Linked DNA regions of Homo sapiens: all the other regions are linked to region 2. A link is an interaction called in ENCODE POLR2A ChIA-PET data of the cell type or tissue named here. Cell type or tissue: Caco-2. All regions are shown on one strand. Region 1 holds the start of IZUMO1 (izumo sperm-oocyte fusion 1). Region 2 holds the start of SULT2B1 (sulfotransferase family 2B member 1). Region 3 overlaps LMTK3 (lemur tyrosine kinase 3).

What was found. Peaks named below come from ENCODE experiments on the same cell type or tissue, not always from the same donor. Only the 100,000 strongest peaks of a DNase experiment are listed, where the experiment ranks them.
Region 1: POLR2A ChIA-PET joins it to region 2 with 11 read pairs; 2 of 35 experiments call an interaction of 5 or more read pairs at or near these places.
Region 3: POLR2A ChIA-PET joins it to region 2 with 14 read pairs; 17 of 35 experiments call an interaction of 5 or more read pairs at or near these places.

Annotation. Positions count from the first base shown.
Region 1 is chr19:48,741,652-48,749,651 of GRCh38, reverse strand. It overlaps IZUMO1 (izumo sperm-oocyte fusion 1), which reads left to right and starts at 2,743. Exons shown (of 10, transcript NM_182575.3): 1 at 2,743-3,217; 2 at 3,720-4,027; 3 at 4,364-4,438; 4 at 5,113-5,199; 5 at 5,457-5,477; 6 at 6,127-6,207; 7 at 7,343-7,443; 8 at 7,710-7,863. The coding sequence starts at 3,793. FUT1 (fucosyltransferase 1 (H blood group)) reads left to right here. Exons shown (of 2, transcript NM_001384359.1): 2 at 1-1,641. RefSeq lists enhancers at 1,677-2,462, 2,463-3,248 and cis regulatory regions at 4,024-4,544, 7,764-8,000. In Caco-2, no CTCF peak of the experiment used is centred here; DNase peaks (open chromatin) are centred at 2,377, 2,672 and 4,261.
Region 2 is chr19:48,549,520-48,557,519 of GRCh38, reverse strand. SULT2B1 (sulfotransferase family 2B member 1) reads right to left here and starts at 5,348. Exons shown (of 7, transcript NM_177973.2): 1 at 5,197-5,348. The coding sequence starts at 5,267. RefSeq lists a silencer at 3,194-3,488 and enhancers at 2,677-3,615, 5,404-5,928. In Caco-2, no CTCF peak of the experiment used is centred here; DNase peaks (open chromatin) are centred at 1,089, 2,999, 3,499 and 5,219; H3K4me3 peaks cover 313 bases.
Region 3 is chr19:48,492,906-48,500,905 of GRCh38, reverse strand. It overlaps LMTK3 (lemur tyrosine kinase 3), which reads left to right. Exons shown (of 15, transcript NM_001388485.1): 11 at 989-3,513; 12 at 6,797-7,212. Among named protein-coding and RNA genes, the nearest start is that of LMTK3, 15 kb to the left of the region's middle. RefSeq lists an enhancer at 6,490-6,990 and silencers at 7,003-7,052, 7,243-7,722, 7,552-7,743, 7,743-7,952. In Caco-2, no CTCF peak of the experiment used is centred here; DNase peaks (open chromatin) are centred at 7,405 and 7,905; H3K4me3 peaks cover 1,889 bases.

The DNA of each region.
Region 1 (8,000 bases), 190 kb before region 2:
AGGTGAAGAATCTTTTTAGTTTTTTTTTTTTTTTTTTGGAGACAGGGTCTCGCTCTGTTGCCCAGGCTGGAGTGCAGTGGCGTGATCTTGGCTCACTGCAACTTCCGCCTCCTGTGTTCAAGCGATTCTCCTGTCTCAGCCTCCTGAGTAGATGGGACTACAGGCACAGGCCATTATGCCTGGCTAATTTTTGTATTTTTAGTAGAGACAGGGTTTCACCATGTTGGCCAGGATGGTCTCGATCTCCTGACCTTGTCATCCACCTGTCTTGGCCTCCCAAAGTGCTGGGATTACTGGCATGAGCCACTGTGCCCAGCCCGGATATTTTTTTTTTAATTATTTATTTATTTATTTATTTATTGAGACGGAGTCTTGCTCTGTAGCCCAGGCCAGAGTGCAGTGGCGCGATCTCAGCTCACTGCAAGCTCTGCCTCCCGGGTTCATGCCATTCTGCCTCAGCCTCCTGAGTAGCTGGGACTACAGGCGCCCGCCACCACGCCCGGCTAATTTTTTTTGTATTTTTAGTAGAGACGGGGTTTCATCGTGTTAACCAGGATGGTCTCGATCTCCTGACCTCGTGATCTGCCCACCTCGGCCTCCCACAGTGCTGGGATTACCGGCGTGAGCCACCATGCCTGGCCCGGATAATTTTTTTTAATTTTTGTAGAGACGAGGTCTTGTGATATTGCCCAGGCTGTTCTTCAACTCCTGGGCTCAAGCAGTCCTCCCACCTTGGCCTCCCAGAATGCTGGGTTTATAGATGTGAGCCAGCACACCGGGCCAAGTGAAGAATCTAATGAATGTGCAACCTAATTGTAGCATCTAATGAATGTTCCACCATTGCTGGAAAAATTGAGATGGAAAACAAACCATCTCTAGTTGGCCAGCGTCTTGCTCTGTTCACAGTCTCTGGAAAAGCTGGGGTAGTTGGTGAGCAGAGCGGGACTCTGTCCAACAAGCCCCACAGCCCCTCAAAGACTTTTTTTTGTTTGTTTTGAGCAGACAGGCTAAAATGTGAACGTGGGGTGAGGGATCACTGCCAAAATGGTACAGCTTCTGGAGCAGAACTTTCCAGGGATCCAGGGACACTTTTTTTTAAAGCTCATAAACTGCCAAGAGCTCCATATATTGGGTGTGAGTTCAGGTTGCCTCTCACAATGAAGGAAGTTGGTCTTTGTCTGCAGGTGGGCTGCTGAGGGTCTGGGATCTGTTTTCTGGAAGTGTGCAGGTATAAACACACCCTCTGTGCTTGTGACAAACTGGCAGGTACCGTGCTCATTGCTAACCACTGTCTGTCCCTGAACTCCCAGAACCACTACATCTGGCTTTGGGCAGGTCTGAGATAAAACGATCTAAAGGTAGGCAGACCCTGGACCCAGCCTCAGATCCAGGCAGGAGCACGAGGTCTGGCCAAGGTGGACGGGGTTGTCGAGATCTCAGGAGCCCCTTGCTGTTTTTTGGAGGGTGAAAGAAGAAACCTTAAACATAGTCAGCTCTGATCACATCCCCTGTCTACTCATCCAGACCCCATGCCTGTAGGCTTATCAGGGAGTTACAGTTACAATTGTTACAGTACTGTTCCCAACTCAGCTGCCACGGGTGAGAGAGCAGGAGGTATGAATTAAAAGTCTACAGCACTAACCCGTGTCTCTGTAGCTTTTTTGGAGCCAGAGCCACTGTGTATGTGTGTGTGGGTTTGTGTGTGTGTGTGTGTGTGTGTGTGTGTAAGAGAGTGGAGGAAAAGGTGGGGTACTTCTGAAGACTTTTATTTTTTTTTAATTAATTTATTTTTTTTCAGAGATCGAGTCTTGCTCTGTGGCCCAGGCTGGAGTGCAGTAGTGTGATCTCGGCCCACTGCAAACTCCCACCTCTCGGATTCTGGTGCCTCAGCCTCCCAAGTAGCTGGGACTACAGACGTTCGCCACCATGCCCAGCTAATTTTTGTATTTTTAGTAGAGACGGGGTTTCACCATGTTAGCCAGGCTGGCCTCGAACTCCTGACCTCAGACAATCTGCCCGCCTCGGCCTCCCAAAGCGCTGGAATTACAAGCGTGAGCCACCGCGCCGGGCCCTGAGGATTTTTATTACTCGTGATTGGGAGTACTGTCCCTACTTAGATCTGACAGCCCCTTGTTGCTGGACTTGTGTGAGTTGTGGTCCCTGTTTTTCTGGTTCCCTGTTTCTATCACACAGGAGAGAGAGACCTTCCAGGACCCTAACGTCTGAGCCCCCAGTTGCTCACTCCTGGACTGTCAGTATTGGCCCCCAGTCCTCTCCTCCCACTGGGACCTCCGCGTGGGCAGAAGAGGCGGAGGAGGGAGCGGATTATCACTGAACTACATTTCCCGGAAAGCTATGAGGTTGGCAGCGTCAGTCAGCTACAGAGAAAGAGGCCCCAGGGCATTTTGGGAGTTGTAGTCTTAGGGCTAAAATGTCCACTTCGTGGCTCGACAGCCGTTTCCAAGGACCGCGGTGGGGGCGGCAGCGGCCTGGGGGGCCGGATCTAGCCCAAAGCCTGGGTCCTGGGGCAAGGGGAGGGGAGGAAACTGAAGGCCTGAGTCCGGTCCTTGACTCTGGAAGCCAGAGTAGTCAGGAGGCTTCCTCTTCCCTAGATGCTGGGAAAATTCTAGTCCAAAAAGGCTGCAGCCTCTGTGACGTCATGGAGCGATGGGCGGGACCTCCCTTTGTTGCAGTCCAATCAGACAGAGTTGAGTTTCTGGGTGGGGCCGAGGAAAACCCCAAGGAATATCTATAAAGGAATTCGGGCCCCTACGTGAGAAGCTCGGAGGGGGTGGTTTCAGGAGTTCCTTGTGGAGAGGGGATCGTCCGTGACTCAGACCCCGTCGAAAAGCTCTCGATTTCACGCAACCAACCTTACCCTCGTCCCCAACACAATCCTTGATTTTACCCCTGGGAAAATTAGCGTAGGTGGTCATGACCCCGGCTTCCTCTTTAAAAGCCCTCAGAACCTGGACCGGGCTCCTCAATGAACCCTAGTGTTAGAGGCCACAAATCGGGAACCAAGGTCGGGGAGCGGCTGTTTAGGGTGCATCACTGTTCAGGATGCATCGGGGCTCCTTTTTCTAAGCGGAAGGGTGCGCCCTGCAAATTGGGAGCCCGTTAGTTTTGGGGAAGGGTGAACAAGGGCCCCCTAGGTCTAGAGGACCGCATGGAGTCTCGCTTAAGTGTTAGTGGGGTCCTCAGTTCTAGGAATCTGGTATGTGTTTTGGTTTTGAAGGAGTTCCGAGTTTGATAATATCGTGGTTGGGTCTGTGTTAGATGTTTATTGGTTTGGGCATTGAATCTTCAGCTTGAGGTTCAACAGGTTTTGGGGGGCTGGCGGGGGAGTGCCTCGGTGTTGCTCTTAAGGGTTGGAGTTCAGGCTCACGTCAATCTGGGGACTTGGAAAATTCCACAGTTTGGGATTTTGGGAAGGGGCGCATGGGGTTGGGAGATTCCAGGTTCTGAGTTTGGGGACTTATGAGTGATTCCTGTTTAATAGTTTTTCTGATCTCTCAGTTGGGGGATTCAGTGAGAACCCTAAATTTTGGGTCCCCTGGATTGGGGCTCAGTTTCACACTTCGGAGGCATTTGATGAAGGACATAGGTCCTCTTTATTTGGAGATTTCCTGAAGATCCTCTTTTCGAGGTTTGCGGACCCCATGGATAGGCGGCCCAGTGGGATTTCTTAAGATGGATTTTGGCTTTTCTCCGTTTAGCGTTCTCCTGCTCTCGGTTTGGGGTGAGAGCACCCTTCCTAACGGTCTTCGGGAACTGTGCGCGCCGGCTGCAATGGGGCCGCATTTTACCCTCCTGTGTGCGGCGCTGGCCGGTTGCTTGCTTCCTGCCGAGGGGTGTGTTATATGTGACCCGTCTGTCGTGCTGGCGCTAAAGTCCCTGGAGAAAGATTACCTGCCTGGCCACCTGGATGCGAAGCATCACAAAGCCATGATGGAAAGGGTAGAGAATGCCGTGAAGGATTTCCAGGAACTGTCGCTTAATGAGGATGCCTATATGGGGGTCGTTGGTGAGGGCAGGGGGGACCACGGACCCCTGGGTCCTGGGAAAGGAGGGAGATAAGACCAGGGGAAGGAAGAGGCTGACAGCAGGGTCTCCGGGATTCGGGAATGGAGAAGGCTGAGATGCAGATTCCGAGGTTCCCCGAGGCTAGTAAATACCGTTTTCCCTATCCTCGGCTGGCAATTTTATGTAATAAAACTACAACTCCCAGAAGGCAACGGGCGGCTGAGTCCTTAACCAGGCCTATCTTTGCCCAGTGGCCTCATGGGTATTGTAGTTTCTAAGATTAGGCGCGCCAATGAGACAGTAAGGCTGGAATCTGGGGTTATATCTCCTCTGACAGATGAGGCCACACTGCAAAAGGGGTCCTGGAGTTTGCTGAAGGATCTGAAACGCATCACAGACAGTGATGTAAAAGGTAAATGCATCAAGGGGGTGGGAGTCCCGAATCTCTCAGAGAAGCCAGCGTTAGTGATGCCTGGTCTCTTGGTCAGATACTAGGCTGTGGACCCAGACCGCCTAGATTCCAATGCCTGCTCTGCCACTTCCTAGCTGTACGGCCTTGAGCAAAGGACTTTGAAGCTCCCTTGGCTCTAAAATGCTTCCTCAGTTGTTCAGTTTAAATGTGTATTGCTGGCCGGGCACGGTAGCTCAGGCCTGTAATCCTGGCACTTTGGAAGGCTGAGGCAGGCAGATTACTTGAGCTCAGTAGTTCAAGACCAGCCTGGCCAACATGGTGAAACCTTGTCTCTACAAAAAATAGACATATGTATACATATTAGCTGGGCATGGTGGTGTGTGCCTGTAGTCCTAGCTACTTGGGGGGTTGAGGCGGGGGGATTGCTTGAGTCCAGGAGTTTGAGGCTTCAGTGAGCCACGATTACACCACACACTCCAGCCTGGGTGGCAGGGTAAGACCCTCCCCCATCCCCCAAAATATGCATTGCCTAGCCCAGCAGCTGGCATTATGTTAGACGGTCAGTTGTAGCGCCCTTTCCTGAGAAGGCCAGGAAGTAGACTGCCAGACTCTGCAGGCAGAAGTAAACTTCCAACACCTCACACGTGGGATTGGGGGTTCCTGTGTCTTCCCAGGCGATCTCTTCGTGAAGGAGCTATTTTGGATGTTGCACTTGCAAAAGGAAACCTTTGCCACCTATGTTGCTCGATTCCAAAAAGAGGGTGAGAGAAGATGGGAGTCGGTGTCCCCCAGCTCCTCTTTCCACTATCCAAGAGTCCTTGTCTCCAGCCCCTTACTTCTCCAAGCCCAGTTCCTCAGCTTCCCCAACTGCCTCCTCCTTCAGACCCAAGTCTTTTCTCCCTCGAACCCAAAAGCCCAAAGCCCAGCTCTTCCCCCAACCCCCTCTTCCATCGTCTTTCATTTAGAAATCTGACTCTGTCATCTCTTTCTTGCTCTCTTTTTTTCTCTTTTGACACAGCTTATTGTCCCAACAAATGTGGTGAGTCTGGATTACAGAAGTTAACCCTCATCCTGCCCTCTGAATAGTCAACCTCCCCACTCGCCTTTTTGGATCCTGGTGGTTTTGTCATTCTCTGCCTTGGAGAGGTTCCTGGGTCTCCAGTATTCTTTCTGCACCATGGATTTCTTGGGGAGCAGGTCATATTCTACTTACACTCTTTTTTTTGAGACAGTCTCACCCTGTCACCCAGGCTGGAGTGCAGTGGCACGATCACGGCTCACTGCAACCTCCACCTCCCAGGTTCAAACTATTCTCCTGCCTCAGCCCCCTGAGTAGCTGGGATTACAGGTGCCCGCCATCACACCCAGCTAATTTTTGTATTTTTAGCAGAGACGGGGTTTCACCATGTTGGTCAGGCTAGTCTTGAACTCCTGACCTTGTGATCCGCCCGCCTCGGCCTCCCAAAGTGCTGGGATTACAGGAGTAAGCCACCGCATCCGGCCTCTACTTACAATCTTTACTGAGCCTTGTTGGAGCCCACTTACTACTTACCTGCGTCCTGGTCCTGTGCCTTCGTCTGACCATCTAGGAATGTCATAGATGATCTGGCCCCAGCCCTTAGCCCTGACCTCTCCTTTTAGCCATGCCCCTTAGTGGGCAAATACAAGCCTTGACCCTGCCCCTCCAGGTGTGATGTTGCAAACTCTGATCTGGTGCAAGAACTGCAAAAAGGAGGTTCACGCTTGTCGAAAGTCCTACGATTGCGGGGGTGAGAGAACTGGACCCAGCAGGAGGAATTGGTGCAGGTGGGGTGGGGCGAGAGGAGAGGCAGTCTAGAGAGAGCCTAGATGGGGGTGTGGGGGCAGTAGACAAGAAAAGGTAGGGTTTAGGCCAGGTGCAGTGGTTCACACCTATAGTCTCGCACTTCGAGAGGCTGAGACGGGAGGATTGGGAAGCCAGGAGTTTGAGACCAGCCTGGGCAACATAGCGAGACTCTATCTCTACAAAAAAATTTAAAAATTAGTCAGGTGTGGTGTTGCGTTCCTGTAGTCCCAGCTACTTGGAAGGCTGAGGCAGGAGGATTGCTTGGACCCAGGAGTTGGAGACTGCAGTAAGCTATGATCATACCACTGCACTCCAGCCCAGGCAAAAGAGTGAGACCTTGTCTAAAAAGAAAAAAAAGAGGCCGGGCGCGCTGGCTCACGCCTGTAGTCCCAGCACTTTGGGAGGCCGAGGCAGGTGGATCACAAGGTCAGGAGTTCAAGACCAGCCTGGCCAAGATGGTGAAACCATCGTTTTTGTACTAAAAATACAAAAAAATTAGCCAGACATGGTGGTGGGCACCTGTAATCCCAGCTACTCAGGAGGCTGAAGCAGAGAATTGCTTGAACTCAGGAGGCGAAGGTTGTAGTGAGATAAGATCGCGCCACTGCACTCCAGCCTGGGTGACAGAGTGAGACTTCATCTAAAAAAAAAAAAAAAAAAAAAGAGAGAGAGAAAGAAAAGAGAAAAGACGAGGTTACAACAAATGTAAAGGATTAGGGGAGGGTAAAGAACCGTGAAGGAGGCCCGGCGCAGTGCCTCATGCCTGTAATCGCAGCACTTTGGGATGCTGAGGCAGGCAGATCACCTGAGGTCAGGAGTTCCAGACCAGCCTGTCCAATATGGTGAAACCCCATCTCTACTAAAAATACAAAAATTAGCCAGGCGTGGTGGCAAGCGCCTGTAGTCCCAGATACTCAGGAGGCTGAGGCAAGAGAATCGCTTGAACCCAGGAAGCGGAGGTTGCAGTGAGCCGAGATCGCGCCAATGCATTCCAGCCTGGGCGACAGAGCGAGTCTCCATCTCAAAAACAAAAACAAAAACAGAATCATGAGTGTCCCATGGTCATCCCCCACCCCCAGAGCGGAATGTGGAAGTTCCTCAAATGGAAGACATGATCCTGGACTGTGAGTTAAACTGGCATCAGGCTTCGGAAGGCCTCACTGATTACAGCTTTTACAGGGTGAGGGCCTCAACTTCTGTAACCCTTGAACTCCCTAGACTACAATACTTGTGTTCTGGATCTATGGGCCTGCACCCACGATTCTCATGACCCAGGAGGGTGGTCTATTAGGTGTGGTCTCTACAGACCTCTGGGGACCCCGTGCCCTGACCAGTGACACCCTGGACACTCACCTCCCACACTGAGGCCCTGTGATCTTCTCACCCCTGTACTCCCCCAACCCCTGAATTCCTCAGGCCTCAGTGACCCCTTGAGCTTGGGTCTAGGTTTGGGGGAACAATACGGAGACCTTGGTGTCCAAGGGGAAAGAGGCCACCCTGACCAAGCCCATGGTGGGTCCAGAGGATGCAGGCAGCTACCGCTGCGAGCTGGGCTCTGTGAATTCCAGCCCAGCCACGATCATCAATTTTCACGTCACAGGTCAGTGCTGTGGGGCTGAGAGAAGTGTAGGATTCAGGGCCCAGGAAAGCTGGGGTCCGCGGCGGGGGCGTGGCCTTGGCGATGGGGGCGTGACTTCCTGTTGGGTGTGGTTTCGGGGCACGGGGTGTGGCTTCCTG
Region 2 (8,000 bases):
TCACCCAAGCTGGTGTGCAGTATGCGATCTCAGCTCACTGCAACCTCCGCCTCCTGGGTTCAAGCAACTCTCCTGCCTCAGCCTCTCCAGTAGCTGGGACTACAGGCAAGTGCCACCACGCCTGGCAAATTTTTGTGTTTTTAGTAGAGACGGGGTTTTACCATGTTGGCCAGGCTGGTCTTGAACTCCTGACCTCAAGTGATCCGCCCACTTCAGCCTCCCAAAGTGCTGGGATTACAGGCATGAGCCACAGAGCCCGATCTCACATATTAAATTTCTCATAATTCATAATGAACCCCATAAACTAGAACATTCTGAGCGATGCATCTTGCTGATATCTCTGGGCCCCTTCCTGTGGCATCTACCCGTCCCTTGAGCTGCTATCCTGAATTAAATTCTGGTCAATTCCTTGTTTGGTTTTTATTTTATTTTTTTAGAGACGGGGTCTTGCTGTGTTGTCCAGTCTGGTCTTGAACTCCTGGCCTCAAATGATACTCCTGCCTTGGCCTCCCAAAGTACTGCAATGGACAGGAGCCACCATGCCTGGCCTAGGACAACTTTTTTTTTTTTGAGACAGAGTCTTGTTCTGTTGCCCAGGCTGGAGTACAGTGGCAGGATCTCAGGTCACTGCAACTTCCGCCTCCTGGGTTCAAGCGATTCTCCTGCCTTAACCTCCTGAGTAGCTGAGATTACAGGTGTGTGGCACAACTCTGGCTAATTTTTTTATTTTTAGTACAGATGGGGTGTCACCATGTTGGCCAGGCTGGTCTTGAACTCCTGACCTCAAGGGATCCACCTGCCTCGGCCTCCCAAACTGCTGGGATTACAGGTGTGAGCCACTGAGCTGGCAACTTTTTTTTTTTTTTTAAATCACATATGCGTGTATTCTGAAAACAATAGTTTCTCTCCCTGGAGGTGCTTAAAAAACGAACCATTTGAGAGCCACTCAGGTCTGCTGCAGGATGGCCCACCACGGGGAGTTTCCACGGCAGCTGGCCCTCTCCTGACCCAGCTGCCCCTTACTCTCCTGAAGCCACCTGTGTCCCTGTGCCCCAACCATTCCCTTTCCCAGCACTCCCTGCCCCTCCTCCCCGTCTGCTAACCCTGACTCATCCTGGAAGCTCCGGCTCAGAGGTTGCTTAATGGAGCCTCCATTCATTCATTCATTCTTGACGTCCTTTTCACAGATTTCCTACATTCATTTCCTATCCACGAACAGGCCAATATTTTGGTGCCACGGGGCAGATTTGAAGCTAGACCAGCGTGATCAGGGACCTGGGACCTGGCGTGGGTGTCTGCCTGCATTCTCTCATTCCCCTGGCCAAAAATCCTAAATTGCCCGTGTTGAATCTTAACGCCTGAGAAGTTTGGCAAAGGAAGGAGAGAGGGCAGAGGTCAGCCCAGGCAAAGGACACTGCGCTGGTGCACGCAAAGTCCCGAAAGTGGCGAAACCCTTTCTCTACTAAAGATACAAAAATTAGGCCGGGCGCGGTGGCTCACACCTGTAATCCCAGCACTTTGGGAGGCCGAGGTGGGCACATCACCTGAGGTCAGGAGTTCAAGACCAGCCTGGCCAACATGGTGAAACCCCGTTTCTACTAAAATACAAAAAATTAGCCGGGCATGGTAGAGTGTGCCTGTAATCCCAGCTACTCAGGAGGCTGAGGCAGAAGAATCGCTTGAACCTGGGAGGCGGAGGTTGCAATGAGCCAAGTTCGCATCACTGCACTCCAGCCTGGGTGACAGAGCAAGACTCCATCTCCAAAAAAAAACAAAAATTAGCTGGGTGTGGTGGCGCATGCCTGTAATCCCAGCTACTCTGGAGGCTGAGGCAAGAGAATCACTTGAATCCAGAAGGCAGAGATTGCAGTGAGCCGAGATTGTGCCACTGCACTCCAGTGTGAGCCACAGAGCAAGGCTCTGTCTCAAAAGAGAGAGAGAGAGAGAGAGAGAGAGAGAGAGAGAGAGAGGATGTCTCTGGGATCCCTATGCAAGGAGCCAGATAAGCAAAGAGAGAGAGAGAGAGAGAGAAGATGTCTCTGGGATCCCTATGGAAGGAGCCAGATAAGCAAAGGCACTGTGGCAGGGAACAAGCGTGGCCAGGGAATTCAAAGTAATAGAGTAGATAGGCCGGGCACGGTGGCTCACGCCTGTAAGCCCTGCACTTTGGGAGACCAAGGCGGGTGGATCACCTGAGGTCAGGAGTTCGAGAACAGCCTGGCCAACATGGTGAAATCCTGTCTCAACTAAAAATATAAAAATTAGCCAGGCATGGTGGCGGGTGCCTGTAATCCCAGCTACTTGGGAGGCTGAGGCAGGAGAATCGCTTGAACCTGGGAGGCCGAGGTTGTAGTGAGCCGAGATCGTGCCACTGCACTCCAGCGTGGGCGACAGAGTGAGACTCCGTCTCAAAAAAATAATAGTAATAATATTAACTGGGCGCAGTGGCACGCGCCTGTCATCCCAGCTACTCGGAGGCTAGAACCTCAGAGCGCCCGCTTCACCTCCCATCTGGGCTGAGTCTACCTCCTGGATCTCGCTCCTTCCTGGTCTTGCTCATCATCCCTAAATTCCCTGTCCAGGGCATGATAACAGTCAGGCTTCCCTGGTTCAAATCCTGGCCGTGCCCTGCTTGGCAGCTGTGTGACCCTAGGCAAGTTACTCAACCTCTCTGGGCCTCATCTCTGACACAGGATGACAGCAGTCAAAGTGGGTTCATCTCAGATGGCTGTGAGGATTAGATGAGGTAATACACCTGAACCTGGGAGGCGGAGGTTGCAGTGAGCCGAGATCGTTCCACTGTGCTCCAGCCTGGGTGACAGAGCCAGATTCAGTCTCAAAAAAAAAAAAAAAAAAAAAAAAAAAGCAGTAGAGTAGCTGGAATGCAGGTGAGGAGGCTGGGGGGGCGGGGTGGGTGAGGGCTGGGCGCTGAGGAATTCACTGGATGGCTGGGAGGAGGGGAGGAGCAGCCTGGGACAGCCAAGGCTGGAGTGGTGAGGTTGGGGGGAGATGAGGAGGCCTGAGCTGGGGCTGTGGCAACCGAGAGGAAGAACCAGGGCAGAGAGTCAGGGGACAGGGGTGGGGGTTGGGGACTGACAGGCTGGGGGCGAGCAGAGGGGGAAGTCGGGGCCAGGAGAAGCCCTGTGGATCTGAGCCAGTGATGGGGAGGGGACATCCCTGAGATGGGCAACCTGGGAGGAGGTGCGAATCTGGGGGGGTACGTGGCGTATCTGAGGGGGTCTGGGAGGGGCACATCCCGAAGGAAGTGGGCCCCAGGGGGATGCTCCAGCAGGCTCGCTGGGGAGAGGCACGCTTCCAGGCCTGGGGGATTCCAGAAGTGCCTGGAAGTTTGAGGTCCTAAGGGCACCCCCCCAGGGCTCTGCAGCCATCAGGGCTGGAGGAGTCTTGCAGGGGAGGGCTATTCTCCCCCACGATGACGAAACCGAGCTTCGCAGAGGGTCAGTGACTAAACCAAGGTCACCCACTTAGCGAGGTCACTCAGGGCGTTTTATGACCAGCTGGCAGAGCCGTCGCGGAGATAAAAAAAAGGCTCCCAGGTGCCTGGCTGGGGTGGGGGTGAGGCCTTCCCAGAGGCGGGAACCCTGGAGGCGAGCTGGCTTATCTGTTTATCTCTGGAGAGAAGAATTGCAGAACTCAGAAGTCCTGGATTAGACAATGTTGAGTAAAGAATGCTGGGGCCTCCCTCACGCAGAACTGGGCCAGCCTGGTCACAGCTCTCAGCCCAGGAGGCCCAGAGACATCAGGAAGCTTGTCTAGGTCACACAGCAATCAGGATTGAACTGCTCCTGTCTCTGGAGTCCCAGGCACCCAGGAAGGCCTCTTCATGCCCCAGCTTCTGGCTGAGGGAGGGGAGGGGAGGGCCTGAAACAGTGGAATGAAATGAGGCGGCCAGGCGTGGTGGCCCACGCCTGTAATCCCAGCACTTTGGGAGGCCGAGGCAGGTGGATCACCTGAGGCAAGGAGTTCAAGAACAGCCTGGCCGACATGGTGAAACCCTTTCTCTACTAAAAATACAAAAATAAAATTAGCCGGGCATGGTGGCGGGCTCCTGTAATCCCAGTTACTTGGGAAGCTGAGGCTGGAGAATCACTTGAACCCAGGACGCGGAGGCTGCAGTGAGCTGATATCGTGCCATTGCACTCCAGCCTGGGCAACAAGAGCGAAACTCCATTTCAAAAAAATAAAATAAAATAAGAAAGGAATGAGGCAACTGGGCTGAGAACAGGTCTTGGTTGTCTCCCTCCTCACAGCCCACGGTGGCTGGAGGGGCCCAGGCTGCCAGGAAGGTCTCACTTGGCAAGAGTGCAAGATACGAGGGGTTGGAGATTGTCTCAGCAGTTTGCTGTGTGATCTGGGGCAGGCTGCCTGCCCTCTCTGGGCCTCTGCGCTCCCCTAAAAGATGGAGCCACGGGGAGGGGTGTAAAGGGGACATCACCAAGGCTGTGAGGAGCAGGAGAAACCACAGGCTCTGGCGTGAGACAGACCGGGTTCAGATTTGCTTCTAGCTGCGTAATTGCGGTCATGTCGCGTTCCCTCCCAGCCTCAGTTTCCCCATCTGGAAAGCAGGTACTGTCAAAGTGTCTGACTCATCCCCAGGAAGAGGGAGTCACGCTGAGCTCATGGAAGTGGGCAGTGCTCTGCCCTAACCACTGTTAGGAGACCTGAAGAGTCCAGAGCCTGCCCTCTCCGCCCCAAGTGCCCTAGAACACAGCTTCTCCCTCTGGGGGTCTCAGCAGCATCCCAGTCTCTCCCATTTCACCCCCAAGCACCCCCGTTATTTCAGGGCTTGCATGGGGTGTCCTGGGTACTACAGGCTGTTGTGTTTCCTGAGCAACTACTATGCACCAAGCTGCCTGCTCTCTTCCACTGCTCTATCAGGGAGACACAGGGCTTGTGGGCCCCTTTGACAGACAGAAAAACTGAGGCCCGGAGAGCGACAGGGACACCCCAGGCATCCCCACTGGTGACTCAACACGGTCGGGTCCTCACTCCCTTCTCAGGAGGGACCTATACACCACACTGGATGCCCCAGCCCAGCCCAGCCCCTCCAGCTAAGTCTGGGCCAGGCCTGCGGCTGCGGGTGGCTGGAGGCCACCCTTGCCACAGTCCCCGGCTCCCCCAAACAGCCACCTCCTCCCTGGGATCTCCTGGCTCCTGCCCAGGTCTGGGCCTCACCTGATTTCCGAGATGTCATCTTCATAGGTGTCCCACAAGCCCGGGATCTGGGGCTCGGCGGGCCCGTCCATGGCAGGTGGGTGAGGGTGGGGAGGGGAGGACGAGCAGGGAGCAGGCGGCACAGAGGCCAGGTGTGCGCAGCGACAGCGTCTGCCACCTGGGGAGCCCGCCAGGTGCCTACTCCGTGCCCGGCCCAAGGGGAGGGGCAGCACCCAGCCGGTTCTCCCAGCTGCTACCCACGCCTCCAACAGCGGGGAGAGGCCAGAGGGAGCCACCCTGCTCTGAGGGCGGGGAGGAGCAGTGATGGGCACGTCCTGGCGTCTGGTGCTCAGCTGGGGGCAGAGTCCAGGGGGTCAGTGCCAAGCCCACGCCAGAACCTTCCGGGCTGGCAGTTCTGGGCCTGTGGGCACCCACCTGGAGCCCACGTTGCTCATTTGGGAAATGGCGCTGATCTCGCCCATCTCAGCGAGTTCATTCATTCATTCATTCATTCACTCATTCATTCCTTTATTCATTTGAGAAATATTTACTGAGCATCTCCTGTCTGCCAGGCGCTGTTCCAAGCACTAGGCCACCGCTGGGGAAGGGGCAGACAGAAACTTGCCCTCACGGGCTGACGCGTAAGGGGCACCCTGGAAACAGACACAGGGACAGAGGCACAGCCAGGACCACGGCAGCACAGACAGGGCGGGAGCCAGGGAGAAAGGGAGAGGGCAGAGGGCATGGGAGACAGAGACCAGGAGGGGACTGAGATGCACAGGGGCCAGAGACCTTGAGAGACGCAACAGAGATACACGGAGGGCGGAGACAGAGACACACGGACACCCAGAGGAGACAGAGACACACAGGGGTCAGAGACCCTGAGAGACCCAGCAGCGATATACAGAGGGCAGAGACAGAGATACATAGAAAGGTCAGGGACAGGGAGAGACACAGATATGAGAGACAACTGCCAGATATGGTTGGGCGTGAGAGTCTGAAGGTCACAGCCCTGGTTCAAATCCCAGCTCCAGTGCCTCCCAGCTGTGGGGCCGGGAACCATCTTGCTCATAGGCTCATCTTGCCTTAGTTTCCCCATCTGTGAATGGCACCCATCGGGCTGTTGTGAGGACTGAGGGAGACACTCTCAGCTGCTGGTGGAGGATCTGGTACACAGTGAGCTCAGCATAGACGGTGTTCTCTTCTCTTCTGCCCCCACCCCAAACCCTGGCCCTCCCCAGCTGTTGGTCCCTGACCCCTCAGAGTCCTGGAGTCATGAAGCCAGTCTCCCCACCAGTGGTGGCAGGTGCCTGTAATCCCAGCTACTTGGGAGGCTGAGACACGAGAATCGCTTGAACCTGGGAGGTGGAGGTTGGAGTGAGCTGAGATCACATCACTGCACTGCAGCCTGGGCGACAGAGAGAGACTCCATCTCAAAAAAAAAAAAAAAATGCCAAAAGAAAGCCTGTGCAATGGCTCACGCCTGTAATTCCAGCACTTTGGGAGGCCGAGGCGGGTGAATCGCCTGAGGTCAGGAGTTCAAGACCAGCCTGGCCAACATAGTGAAACCCCATCTCTACTAAAAATACAAAAAATTAGCTGGGCATGGTGGCAGGTGCCTGTAATCCCAGCTATTCGGGAGGCTGAGGCAGGAGAATCACTTGAACCCTGGAGGCAGAGGTTGCAGCGAGCCAAGATTGTACTGTTGCACTCCAGCCTGGGCAACAAGAGTGAAACTCCATCTCAAAAAGAAAAAAAAAAAAAGCCAAAACAAATAAAATTGTATATACTGACCAATTATTGTTGCATAGGTGAGGGGGATGGAAGACGTCAGACTCACCTAACAGATGCAGGAAGGGGGCCCAGAGAGGTAATGTGGCTTCCCCCAGGGCACACAGCACTGCCCGCCTTCACTCTGATGGTAAGCAGAAAAGGAGGGTTCTGGGGTATCCCATCTCTCAATTCACCACCCCAAGACCCGTCTCCAGGAGGCTGAGCTGTGGGAGCACCCGCCCCTGCCCCCAGCCACTACCGAGTCCACATCCTCAACATTCTGCCTTGATACTTTCAGTGTTAAGCCTTGATGTTCCTGCTGATAAAAAGGCTCTCTTGCAGGGTGGGTGGAAGGGTGAGAGGGCCAGGCATCCCCCTCTGAGGCTGAGTGAACCCCTCTGATGTCGGAGGTGGGGGACTGAACCATGACACCCCACCAGGCCTCCGGCTGGGCTGTCTTCACCTTTGTTTTCTATTCAATGACCCTTTGTCCCTGGCTCTGTGTGCTGCTGGGGTGGGGGGTTAGGGAGAGTCTGGGGAAGGGAATGCCCAGGTCCTTAGGGATCCTGAGAGGGAAACTCGCAGGCAGGTGCGGAGGCATCCCCGGGGCACAGGAAGGTTGGGGAGCAGTAGGGCCTGAGGTTGTGCCTGAGTGGGCAATGGAAAGAAACTGGCCAAACTAGGCGGCCTAAGACCCAGGGGAGGCTCCTACTGCAGGGCCTTTGCCCTTGCTATTCCCGCATGTTCCTGATACCTGGGAGCTTCGTGGGCTCCTATCGTCTGACTCTGCCCAGTGTCACCTCCCCCAGGCTCGTCCACCAACTTCTCCATTCCTCTTTCCTGTTTTACTTTTTCCCATAGCACTCGTCACCATCTGACCTCCTAAATGTTTTGCTTCTTTGTCTTGTTTACCATCTATCTCCCCACTAGACTGTCAACCCCATGAAAGAAGGGCTTGTTCTATGTCAAATCTGCGGTTATTTCCCAAGGGAAGAGCCTGGAATATAGTAAATGCTCAATAAGTGCCTGTTGATGGAATGAATGAATTGTCA
Region 3 (8,000 bases), 57 kb after region 2:
CCCGTTTGCCCTCCATACCCCTCAAGAGTGAAGAGGGGCTGTCCCCACCCTTTCTGCCAGCATCTGCTACTTGCAGGGGGACACAGGCAGGGGATGGCAGAGCTGTGATTTGAACCCACTTCACCCTAAGAGGTCCCTGCTTCTTACCTGTCTGATTCCAGAGCTCACAGCGCAAACAGGGACACCACTACCCTCACCAGCCGTTCCCATCTGCTGCTGTGTCCCCTCTGCCTCCAGGTCCCGTCAGCCTCTCTCTATGGGCATCTTCCCCCCACCCCTGCTTCTTTGGGTCTCAATACCCAGCTCCCCAGCCCAGTTACCTCCTCTGAATCTCTACCGTCTGCTGTCCCCTCTTCTCCCTGGATCTCTGCCCCACTTTTTGGGTCTATGTTTCCCTCTCTCTCTAGGTCTCTGTCCCCCTCTCTCTGGGTCTCTGTCCCTCTCTCTCTGGGTCTCTGTCCCTCTCTCTCTTTCTTTTTTTTTGGCAGATTTTTGCTTTTGTTGCCCAGGCTGGAGTGCGATGGCACGATCTTGGCTCACTGCAACCTCCGCCTCCCGGGTTCAAGCGGTTCTCCTGCCTCAGCCTCCCAGGTAGCTGGGATTACAGGCAGGTGCCACCACGCTAGGCTAATTTTTTGTATTTTTAGTAGAAACGGGGTTTCACCATGTTAGCCAGGCTGGTCTTGAACTCCTGACCTCAGGTGATCCACCGGCCTCAGCCTCCCAAAGTGCTGGGATTACAGGCGTGAGCCACCACGCCTGGATCTCTGTCCCTCTCTCTCTGGGTCTCTGTCCCTCTGTCTCTGGATCTCTGTCCCTCTGTCTCTGGGTCTCTGTCCCCCTCTCTCTGGGTCTCTGTCCCCCTCTCTCTGGGTCTCTGTTACCCTCTGGGTCTCTGTCCCCCTCTCTCTGGTTGTCTGTCCCCTCCCTGGGTCTCTTTCCCCTCCCTGGGTCTCTGCCCTGCTCACTCTGCCCCACCTCTCCCCAGGTATGACATTCTTCAGTCCTGCTGGCGGCCACCTGCCCAGCGCCCTTCAGCCTCTGATCTCCAATTGCAGCTCACCTACTTGCTCTCCGAGCGGCCTCCCCGGCCCCCACCGCCGCCACCCCCACCCCGAGACGGTCCCTTCCCCTGGCCCTGGCCCCCTGCACACAGTGCGCCCCGCCCGGGGACCCTCTCCTCACCGTTCCCCCTACTGGATGGCTTCCCTGGAGCCGACCCCGACGATGTGCTCACGGTCACCGAGAGTAGCCGCGGCCTCAACCTCGAGTGCCTGTGGGAGAAGGCCCGGCGTGGGGCCGGCCGGGGTGGGGGGGCACCTGCCTGGCAGCCGGCGTCGGCCCCCCCGGCCCCCCACGCCAACCCCTCCAACCCTTTCTACGAGGCGCTGTCCACGCCCAGCGTGCTGCCTGTCATCAGCGCCCGCAGCCCCTCCGTGAGCAGCGAGTACTACATCCGCTTGGAGGAGCACGGCTCCCCTCCTGAGCCCCTCTTCCCCAACGACTGGGACCCCCTGGACCCAGGAGTGCCCGCCCCTCAGGCCCCCCAGGCCCCCTCCGAGGTCCCCCAGCTGGTGTCCGAGACCTGGGCCTCCCCCCTCTTCCCTGCGCCCCGGCCCTTCCCAGCCCAGTCCTCAGCGTCAGGCAGCTTCCTGCTGAGCGGCTGGGACCCCGAGGGCCGGGGCGCCGGGGAGACCCTGGCGGGAGACCCTGCCGAGGTCTTGGGGGAGCGGGGGACCGCCCCGTGGGTGGAAGAAGAAGAGGAGGAGGAGGAGGGCAGCTCCCCAGGGGAAGACAGCAGCAGCCTTGGAGGTGGCCCAAGCCGCCGGGGTCCCCTACCCTGTCCCCTGTGCAGCCGCGAGGGGGCCTGCTCCTGCCTGCCACTGGAGCGGGGGGACGCCGTAGCAGGCTGGGGAGGCCACCCTGCTCTTGGCTGCCCCCACCCCCCCGAGGACGACTCCTCGCTGCGGGCAGAGCGGGGCTCCCTGGCCGACTTGCCCATGGCCCCCCCCGCCTCGGCCCCCCCCGAGTTTCTGGACCCCCTCATGGGGGCGGCGGCGCCCCAGTACCCCGGGCGGGGGCCACCTCCCGCTCCCCCCCCCCCGCCGCCACCTCCTCGGGCCCCCGCGGACCCGGCCGCGTCCCCCGACCCCCCTTCGGCCGTGGCCAGTCCCGGTTCAGGCCTCTCGTCGCCGGGCCCCAAGCCGGGGGACAGCGGCTACGAGACCGAGACCCCTTTTTCCCCAGAGGGAGCCTTCCCAGGTGGGGGGGCGGCCGAGGAGGAAGGGGTCCCTCGGCCGCGGGCTCCCCCCGAGCCACCCGACCCAGGAGCGCCCCGGCCACCTCCAGACCCGGGTCCGCTCCCACTCCCGGGGCCCCGGGAGAAGCCGACCTTCGTGGTTCAAGTGAGCACGGAACAGCTGCTGATGTCCCTGCGGGAGGATGTGACAAGGAACCTCCTGGGGGAGAAGGGGGCGACAGCCCGGGAGACAGGACCCAGGAAGGCGGGGAGAGGCCCCGGGAACAGAGAGAAAGTCCCGGGCCTGAACAGGGACCCGACAGTCCTGGGCAACGGGAAACAAGCCCCAAGCCTGAGCCTCCCAGTGAACGGGGTGACAGTGCTGGAGAACGGGGACCAGAGAGCCCCAGGCATCGAGGAGAAGGCGGCGGAGAATGGGGCCCTGGGGTCCCCCGAGAGAGAAGAGAAAGTGCTGGAGAATGGGGAGCTGACACCCCCAAGGAGGGAGGAGAAAGCGCTGGAGAATGGGGAGCTGAGGTCCCCAGAGGCCGGGGAGAAGGTGCTGGTGAATGGGGGCCTGACACCCCCAAAGAGCGAGGACAAGGTGTCAGAGAATGGGGGCCTGAGATTCCCCAGGAACACGGAGAGGCCACCAGAGACTGGGCCTTGGAGAGCCCCAGGGCCCTGGGAGAAGACGCCCGAGAGTTGGGGTCCAGCCCCCACGATCGGGGAGCCAGCCCCAGAGACCTCTCTGGAGAGAGCCCCTGCACCCAGCGCAGTGGTCTCCTCCCGGAACGGCGGGGAGACAGCCCCTGGCCCCCTTGGCCCAGCCCCCAAGAACGGGACGCTGGAACCCGGGACCGAGAGGAGAGCCCCCGAGACTGGGGGGGCGCCGAGAGCCCCAGGGGCTGGGAGGCTGGACCTCGGGAGTGGGGGCCGAGCCCCAGTGGGCACGGGGACGGCCCCCGGCGGCGGCCCCGGAAGCGGCGTGGACGCAAAGGCCGGATGGGTAGACAACACGAGGCCGCAGCCACCGCCGCCACCGCTGCCACCGCCACCGGAGGCACAGCCGAGGAGGCTGGAGCCAGCGCCCCCGAGAGCCAGGCCGGAGGTGGCCCCCGAGGGAGAGCCCGGGGCCCCAGACAGCAGGGCCGGCGGAGACACGGCACTCAGCGGAGACGGGGACCCCCCCAAGCCCGAGAGGAAGGGCCCCGAGATGCCACGACTATTCTTGGACTTGGGACCCCCTCAGGGGAACAGCGAGCAGATCAAAGGTGAGGAGGCTGCGGGGCACAGTCAGGGCTGAGGTCCGGCTGTTTCCGAGGCGTGCGGAGGGTGAGTGTGGGTAAACATGTCGGGTCGGGCTGGCAGTGATGAATGCAGGTCCTGAAGCCTGCACCACCTGGGCTCACATCGTGGCTCAGCCCCCTCTCTAGCTCTTTGGCCTTGGGCAAATGTCCTTGCTGCACGGTGCCTCAGTTTACCCATCTGCCAAAAACGGATGGCAGGGATAGAACCTACGTCATAGGGTTGCTGTGAAGGTTAAATGAATTAGGACATCCAAGGCACTTAATCAGAGCAAGGGATTCAGTAAGCACCTGCTTTTATTATTGCAACTCACTTAGACCAGGGGTCTCAAACTCATGCCCACAGGGGCCAGACGACATAGGGAAACGGATGAAGCATGCTAGGGAGGCAGAGTGGGGCTTCAGAAGAAAATGCCCTGTGTAGAAGGGGCAGCCACTTCTCAGGAATGTGCACCTGGTGTTGGCGAATCTGCTACTTTTCCCTTTTAAACTAGAGCTCTGGTTTTTATTTCTTTTGTTTTTATGGTTGCAGCCAGTTCAAAGGAAGCCTGTCTGTGGATGGCTCAAGGGCCCCAGGCTGCCAGCGTGTGCTGATTTAAACTTAATAAGCTGGCTGGGCTCTGTGGCTCATGCCTGTGATCCCAGCACTTTGGGAGGCTGAGGCAGGAGGATCACTTGAGGTCAGGAGTTTGAGACCAGCCTGGCCAACATGGCGAAACCCCATCTCTACTAAAAATACAAAAGTTAGCCAGGCATGGGCCGGGCATGGTGGGTGGCTCATGCCTGTAATCCCAGCACTTTGGGAGGCCGAGGTGGGCGGATCACCTGAGGTCAGGAGTTCAAGACCAGCCTGGACAACATGGCAAAACCCTGTCTCTATTAAAAATACAAAAATTAGCCAGGCTTTATGGTAGGCGCCTATAATCCCAGCTACTCGGAAGGCTGAGGCAGGAGAATCGTTTGAAGCCAGGAGGCGGAGTTTGCACCGAGCCGAGATTGTGCCACTGCACTCCAGCCTGGGCGATAAAGCGAGACTCTGTCTCAGAAAAAAAAAAAAAGAAAAGAAAAAGAAAAAAAGAAAAAATTAGCCAGCGTGGTGGCATGCACCTGTAGTCCTAGCTACTTGGGAGGCTGAGGCACAAGAATCACTTGATCCTGTGAGTCAGAGATTGCAGTGAGCCGAGATCACGTCACTGCACTCCAGCCTGGGTGACAGAGCAAGACTCTGTCTCAAACAAAACAAAACAAAACAAAACAAACAGAAACAAACAAACAACAACTTTCCAGTAAGCTAAGGCATCTATCCAGTGTGCCAGGCCTCCTGTGTTCGAGGCCCTGAGCTGCCCAAGGCTGGGACCCAGGGAGCTTCAGATCTTGCCCTGACAACTCCACCACCATAGGACTAGTGAGCTGGAAGGCACAGATATGCCTTTCTGAAAATTAAGTTTTGGTAGGAATGCAGGAAGTATTTTGCCACAGAGAAAACTCTTTAAGATAAATGAAGGGTAAAAATAAATAGCCCTTGTTTAGATGTGGACATAGGAAATACAGTTCCAGCAGAATCTCTGGGAGGCGCAACTTCTTTAAATACGGGTATGAAAGTTATAAGTGGCTGGGTCCTGTTTTATATTGGCAACCTCACAGCCACACTTGAGGAAACAGTTATCATCTCCATAGAGGAGCCTGTGGCTCAGTGGGCAAGGGTCAGGAAGTGGGCTGGACAGAGGACGTTTCTTCCTCATAGCCTGTGGTGTTCGAACACTGTCACTTCCTTGAGATTGTTGTAGGGAGTTTGTGAACAGCTGTATCAGGAAACAGCCCAGGCTGCATGAAAATGTTGGGAGATGAGCAGCTAAGATGCGTCAGAGGATCTGGGTTGGATTAGGATTGGGGGGTGAAAAGAGGCAGAGAATGGCCCGCTTTTTCCCAAGTGAACTACTCATCCTTCAAGACCCCAAATTTCCCCTTTCCAGGAAGCCTTCCCTAATTTTTAAAGGTTGTCAACCTGACCTTCATCTGGGTACTCATAACTCCAGAAAAACCCCCTCTAGGCTGGGTGCGGTGGCTCACACCTGTAATCCCAGCACTTTGGGAGGCCGAGGTGGGAGGATCGCCTGAGGTCAGGAGTTCGAGACCAGCCTGGCCAACATGGTGAAACCCTGTCTCTACTAAAAATACAAAAATTAGCTGAGCGTGGGGGCAGGCACCTGTAATCCCAGCTACTCGGGAGGCTGAGGCAGGAGAATCGCTTGAACTCAGGAGGCGGAGGTTGCAATGCGCCGAGATCGTACCACTGCACTCCAGCCTGGGCGACGAGAGCAAGACTTCATTTCAAAAAAAAAAACAAAAAAAACACTCCCTCTATGAAGCATCGCCCATAACCCCATCACCCTGAGATGTCTGGTCAACAAAAGTGTGACTTTTGAGCAGATGTGAAGGAAAGGAGGGAGTGAGGCAGGTGGACATCGGTGGGAGAGTGTTCTAGAGAGGGCACTGAGATGTGCACTGGCTCACCATGTTTAGAGAATAGCAAAAGGTAGTAAAACTTGAGTAGAGAGAACGAGGACCTGAGAGGGACCGTCTGCATTCATCTTTCTCCCTGCCCCACCTCCACCCTCCTCTTGCCCCTGCCATCAGCTCAGAAAGGGCAGTTCACTTATGCAGTAATGGAGGGCTAAGTGACCCTTGTTCATTTGCCAGTGAGGAAACAGAGGCTCAGAGAGGTGGATCTGGCCGGGTGTGGTGGCTCATGCCTGTAATCCCAGCACTTTGGGAGGCCAAAGAGGGCAGATCATAAGGTCAGGAGTTCAAGACCAGCCTGGCCAGCATGGTGAAACCCCGTCTCTACTAAAAATACAAAAAATTAGCCGGGCATGGTGGCACGTGCGCCTGTAGTCCCAGCTATTCGGTGGGAGGAATGGTGGGGTGGCCCATGTGGCTAGATGGAGGTCAGGCCAGAGGAGGTGGGGACAGAGGCCAGAGAAATCAGGTAGGCCAGGGCATGAGGGCCTGGTGGGCTGTGGGAAGTTGCGGCTTAAAGCCGTTGGCACTGGGGAGCTCTGGGGAGGTTGAGCACTGGAGAGGACCTTTCCCACCCTGCCTGGAGAAGCCCTGGTGCAGCCCTTCCGTTCACAAAGTGGGTGCTGAGGCCCAGATTGTGCGGGGGTCTTATCTGAGGCCACACAGCTAGGTGGGAGGGCCTGCCTCAGTTTCACCGGGACAGGGGCTCACCAGGTCTCTCCCCTCGCAGCCAGGCTCTCCCGGCTCTCGCTGGCGCTGCCGCCGCTCACGCTCACGCCATTCCCGGGGCCGGGCCCGCGGCGGCCCCCGTGGGAGGGCGCGGACGCCGGGGCGGCTGGCGGGGAGGCCGGCGGGGCGGGAGCGCCGGGGCCGGCGGAGGAGGACGGGGAGGACGAGGACGAGGACGAGGAGGAGGACGAGGAGGCGGCGGCGCCGGGCGCGGCGGCGGGGCCGCGGGGCCCCGGGAGGGCGCGAGCAGCCCCGGTGCCCGTCGTGGTGAGCAGCGCCGACGCGGACGCGGCCCGCCCGCTGCGGGGGCTGCTCAAGTCTCCGCGCGGGGCCGACGAGCCAGAGGACAGCGAGCTGGAGAGGAAGCGCAAGATGGTCTCCTTCCACGGGGACGTGACCGTCTACCTCTTCGACCAGGTGCGGAACCCGAGAGGGCGCGGTTTCGGGGTCGCGGCCTGGAGGGAGCAGGAGCCTAGAGCCGGGAAGGGCCTGGCGGGAGGCCGAGCTTAGAGTTGGGCGGGGCCTGGAGGGAGGCGGAGCTGGAGTGGGGCGGGGCCTGAAGGGAGGCCGAGCTAGGGTGGGGCGGGGCCTGGAGGGAGGCCGAGTTAGAGTGGGGCGTGGCCTGAAGGGAGGCCGAGCTGGAGTGATGCGGGGCCTGGAGGGAGGGCAAGCTGAATTGGGGTGGGACCTAAGGGGAGCCCCAATCTAGAGTGGGGCGGGGCCTGGGGCGGGGCCGAGCTAGAGTGGGGCGGGGCCCAGGGAGAGGGCGGGCTGGGGGGCGGAGCCCAGGGCGGGGCCTGGAGGGAGGTCGAGCCTAGAGGTGCAGGGCCTGGGGCGGGGCCTAGACGAAGGCTGAGCTTAGGGTGGGGCGGGGTCTACAGCAGGGTTTGAAGGCAGGCTGAGCCTAGAGCGGGGGCGGGGCCTGGAAGGAGACCGCGCCTAGGATCGGGACAGAGTCTGGATCCGGGCCTGAGGGAGGCCAAGTCTGTGGCGCGGCAAGAGGAGGCCTGGAGAAAATCCAAGGCTGGAATGGGGGCGGAGCCTAGGGCGGGGCGGATGGAGCAGGGCGCGGGAAGGGCCTGAGGGGTGAAGGCGGGGTCTGGGGAGAGACTGGTCAGGGAAATGGGGCGGGACTAGGAAGATGGGAGGAGGCTTTGAGTGTGAGGGCAGGGCCTGGCAATGGGGCAGGGCCAGGAGTATGGGCC